Linked DNA regions of Mus musculus: region 1 is linked to region 2. A link is a loop called in an ENCODE intact Hi-C map of the cell type or tissue named here. Cell type or tissue: heart. All regions are shown on one strand.

What was found. Peaks named below come from ENCODE experiments on the same cell type or tissue, not always from the same donor. Only the 100,000 strongest peaks of a DNase experiment are listed, where the experiment ranks them.
Region 1: it touches region 2 in a loop (8-fold over the local background); 19 of 42 quality-filtered maps call a loop at or near these places.

What each region holds. Positions count from the first base shown.
Region 1 is chr1:119,928,647-119,931,146 of GRCm38, forward strand. It overlaps Cfap221 (cilia and flagella associated protein 221), which reads right to left. Exons shown (of 24, transcript NM_001115074.2): 21 at 2,243-2,334. Among named protein-coding and RNA genes, the nearest start is that of Tmem177, 17 kb to the left of the region's middle. In heart, a CTCF peak has its summit at 1,313 (motif pointing left); no DNase peak of the experiment used is centred here.
Region 2 is chr1:119,549,818-119,552,317 of GRCm38, forward strand. Epb41l5 (erythrocyte membrane protein band 4.1 like 5) reads right to left here. Exons shown (of 25, transcript NM_145506.4): 23 at 705-746; 24 at 70-200. Among named protein-coding and RNA genes, the nearest start is that of 3830432H09Rik, 15 kb to the left of the region's middle. In heart, no CTCF peak of the experiment used is centred here; no DNase peak of the experiment used is centred here.

The DNA.
Region 1 (2,500 bases), 380 kb after region 2:
AAGCTGTCCTCTATTCCCCACACATGTGATGTGGCCTGAGCTCACCCATACCATGCACACATGCACATAAATAAATAAAAATAGAAAAGAAGGCCCTGTCTGTGAACTGGGAAATAAGCCCTCACTAGACACAAAATCTGCCTGGTGTCTGACTTTTGATCCATATATGGTGTTTTTAACATGGAGACTATAGCACTTTGTCATAGCACATGGATAGATAAGTACAGAAGTTAGAAAATAGATTACCATTATTATTTATAACTGCTTTTAGAAGCAATAGCTTGGCCTTCAATCCAACAATCAGTATAAACAAATAATAGAAAGATACTTATTTTCTTTTGAGACAGAATCTCACGTAGTCCAGGCTGGCCTTGGGCTCTCTGTGTAACTGAGGACGACTTTGAACTCCTGAGTCTCTTGCTTTCGTCTCTCCATGCTGAGGTTACAGATGTGTGACCATTTCTACAATGCTGGGGATGGAGCCCAGGCTTTGTGCGTGTTACACACTTCCTACCAGCTGATCTGCACCCCTGCCTGGGCCCTGCTCCTGATTTTTGAGATATTATGCAATGGCAGCTCATCTGAAACAAACTGGCCCAACAGAGCATTCAGGCACAGAAGCTGAAGGCAAAAGTCATGGTAGAAAGCTTTTCATTGATATGACCTTCATGTTTAATGTATGGATATCCGGGCCACAGCAACCTTCTCCTGACTTTCCACTAAAACTTCAGCTTTGGGAGATGTTTCCAAGGACATTACTTTGGAAAACAATGAATTGACCAGTTTTTAATACTTGGAATCCATGAATGTTAACAATGGGTGCACTGGAGTTCAGAAACAACCCCAGACCCAGCTGAGTCAATTTTTCCCCACTGTAGTGGTGAGGATGAGAGGCAAGAACTTTATTACTGAGTTATGCACTAGCTAGATATGGGTCTATATATGTCAGGTATGCCTGTGAGCATGCCTGTGTGTGTATGGAATGAGTTCTGGATTGTTAGTTGATATAGGAAGACTCAGCCCACTGTGGGTGGCACCATTCCTTAGGCAGCAGATCCTGAATGAGCAAGGATTCTATTCTGCCTGCTCTTGGCTGTGGATGGTGTTTGAAGCTTCTGCCTTGACCTTCCTGAAGTAACAAAATATAACCTGGAATTGCAAGCCAAACAGACCCCTTCTTTCCTAGGCTGCTTTGTGTCCGGGTATTTTATCACAGCAACAGAAATGAAACCAGAACAGCAGGTCAGTTTGACTCATTCAGTTTTCTTGTAGAATGAGTTGGTTTAGGGGGATGATGCTCCCATCTAGTGGTGAGAGAATGATTGCACACAGTTTTGTGAGCTCAGTGGAAAATGCAAGAGTTATCAAAAGCAAGAGTCAGTCAGATCCTAGATACTTCATCATATAGCCATTTGCAACATCCCAGTGAAGTTGTCATCATAGCCCCTGTCTCACAAAGAGGAAGATAACTCCTCAAGAGCCCAGGAAATGACTCAATAAAGTGTTTGCCATGCAAGTGTGCAGACCTGAATTTGATCCCAAGAACCCGAGTTCCAGCCACAGAACACACTTTTTAAAAAGCTGGGTTTGGTGATGAACATCTGTAATTCCAGAATGGAGGAGGCAAAGACTGGAGACTCCATTGGTAACACGGCTGGCTACCTTAGCAGAATCAGCTACTTCCAGGTACTAATAAAAGACCTTATCTCAAAATAAATAAGTCAATAAATAAAATTTAAAATAAACAAAAAGTTGTAGTTTCTGATGAAGAACACTCAAGATCACCTTCTGGCCTCCATAAGCAAGTACACACGTGAGCGTGTACTTGAATACACACACACACACACACACACACACACAGAGAGAGAGAGAGAGAGAGAGTGAAGAACACTCAAGATCACCTTCTGGCCTCCATAAGCAAGTACACACATGAGCGTGTACTTGAATACACACACACACACACACACACACACACACACACACACACACAGAGAGAGAGAGAGAGAGAGAGAGAGAGAGAAAGAGACAGAGAGACAGAGAGACAGACTCACTCACCCCATGAACTATAAAGAAAAAGATGAATATTTCAGCAAAATTATATGATCTGTTAATTCTCTCTCTGAGCCACCAATTAGTCAGCATTACATTACTTTTAAAAGGCATGGCCTCTGATTCCTGGTCTCCCAGCCTCCGTAAGCTACGGTGCTAACATACCCCAGGAGGCCAGCAGTTCCCAGCTTACCTCTGAGTGGCTTCCACCATAGAGGGGTCAGACATGGAGGAAAACACCAGGGGCTGGAACTTCTTCCAGTTCATGATTCCAGGAATTATATCCTGTGATGAAAGTTGGAGCAGGGTCAGGATGCAGAAAGACGACAGTGTTAGCTGCAAGAGCTAATATCGACTGTTAACTTGACAGACTCTAGACTCATCTAGGAGACACATCTTTGGGAATGTTTCTGAGGATTTTTAAAACTTGGATTAACTGAAGTGGGAAGAC
Region 2 (2,500 bases):
AAATATAACCAACTTAAATTTTCTCCTATTAGATGTTCTGAAAGCTGCAACTAAGAAGTAATTCCTCACCTGGTCACAGCATCTACCAAGAATGGTGCTGGGGGGGAAATCAGTGAGAATCCATCTTTCTGACTACATTCATCTGTCCCTGCCAAAGATGCTCCATATCCTGCAAGCCCATTGGAGATGGTAGCACTCTGCTGTGGAAGAGGAAGGAATAACAGTCAGATAACAACCTTGCAGCTTCACATCAGTGTCACTGACTGGAGCAGGAAAGAGGCTCTGATGTCCCCAGGTGTTTATGTGTATGGGTGTTTTGTCTGCATATATGTCTGTATACCACATGTGTGTGTGGAGCCTGCCTGTGGAGTCCAGAGAGGAGAGTTAGATCCCCCGGAACTGGAGTTACCAATGGTTATGAGCTGCCACGTGGGTGCTGGGAATCAAACCTAGGCCCTGCAATAAAGTAAGTACTCCTGACCACCAAGTCAGCTGCCCCAGCCCCTTCTACCTCAGAGTTTTATTTTTTTATTCTGTCTGAATCATGCAGCATTTACAGAAAAGTTGAGCCACAAAACTGAAGCCATTAAATTAACAGAGCTTTGATAATGGCCCCAATACTTGTAGGAAAAACAAGAACTTGAGAATCCTTTAATAGTCTGAAATGGTAACCAAAAGAAGAATCATAAAGAGTATGAACTTACTGGAATAATCCACCGGGGTGTGATCATGGATGGTGAAGACACCTAAAAAAAAATCATAGCCACTTACTTTTAGGGAAGACTGGCTTATTACATCCATAATATTTTTCTACTGTGAAACACACCTCAGGAATGCAGTTCCCAATGAGCCTCTTGAGCTAACTAACTCTCAACCCAGGCTTCTGCAACACTCATACTACTTAATAGACTGTCAGGAAAAGCTATAACTCAAGAATGCTACAGCTACCTGTTACCCCTTTTATTACTCCCCCTCCCTCCCTCTCTCCTTCCTTCCTTTCTTCCTTCTTTCCTTCTTTTCCTTCTTTTTCTTTCCTTCCTTCCTTCCTTCCTTCCTTCCTTCCTTCCTTCCTTCCTTCTTTCTTGTGTCTTGAAACTTTCTTGGCTGTCTTGAAACTGGCTTGGTAGAGCAGACTGGCCTTGAAGTTAGGAGATACATCTGTCTCTGCTCCTCTGCTTCCTGAGTGCTGGGATTAAAGGCAAGTGCCATCACTGCCTGGCTCGTTTATTACTTTTAAAATCTTTAAATTATATTGAATTATTTGTGTGTCTGTGAGTGTACACACACACACAACACAGGAGCTGCCAGTGGACACTGGGACCCTAGAAGGACTTATGGTGTCCACTCTGGCTGACTCCCAGGCACTGGAGTTTGTTTATCATAGGAGCATCTGAACATGGCTAGTCTGCAGTCTGAAATGAGTGGAGGGTTAAAATAGTGTTGGATACACAAGGTCCAGAGATTAGCAATGTCATAATTAAGATCCTATCAGTTCCATCCCAGGTTTATCCTAAGGTCCAGAGATCCAAGTCTACAGCTGTTCATCAACAAGATGGTGATACCTGGTGTGGTCTTAGTCTGATTTTACAAACTATATAAACCAAAGGAGACATGAGAAGAATAATCAGGAATAAACACAGAACATCAGGAAGAGGATGAGAGTCCTTTAAATGTGGTCACATCTGGGGCAGCTGTGATTGTTCCACTAGCATGTCAGTCACTCACACAGAGACCTGTAAAGCATGGGCCGCTGTTTGTTTTATATTATTCATTATTTTAATTTTTGTTATGCTTGTACACAGGGTGTTTGAGACCATTCAGGTGGCCAAAATCAATCACTTTAAAAACAAACATACAAAAGGGGTCTGGTCCTCAGAGGTCACCAGGTTTGGGAAGAAACTCTGGCTCATTTGGCCAGCTGTTGTGGCATCTAGATAAGTCAAAGGCCTTGCTTGACCACAGCTTTGCTTACAATCATGAAGGATATTTCTCCTCTGTGTTGACCTTCCTCTTTGTAGAATGGAGAATGGCTGGAGTCCACCCAATGGGGTGGGTAACCTCCAGTTAATAGCTAAACTACAGCTCTGGAAATGAGTATGAAAAAGGAAAACCAACAAAAAGAGGCCAACAACCCACTAGCTACCTTCCACACAGGAAACTAAATTAGTATCAATATGGGGCGCTATCCAATATAACTTATATAATTGAAACACTGAGACAACTCATTAAACTGGTCAAAATTAGAAAGTCAGATAAGGGTAAGCGAGCTAGCTCATGGGATAAAGGCCTTGTGGGTAAGCCTGACCATCTGAAGGGGATACCTGCCACACACATCATCTGAGGAAAGAAAAACTCCTGTAAGTTGTTCTCTGAACCCACATGAACAGTGGCACACAGACATAAACACATGATACATAAACAAATGCCAATAAAGTTTTAGAAGTCAGACAACTCAGGTGTGGTAGAGACTCACACCTGTAATCTCAACAGTTGGAAAGTG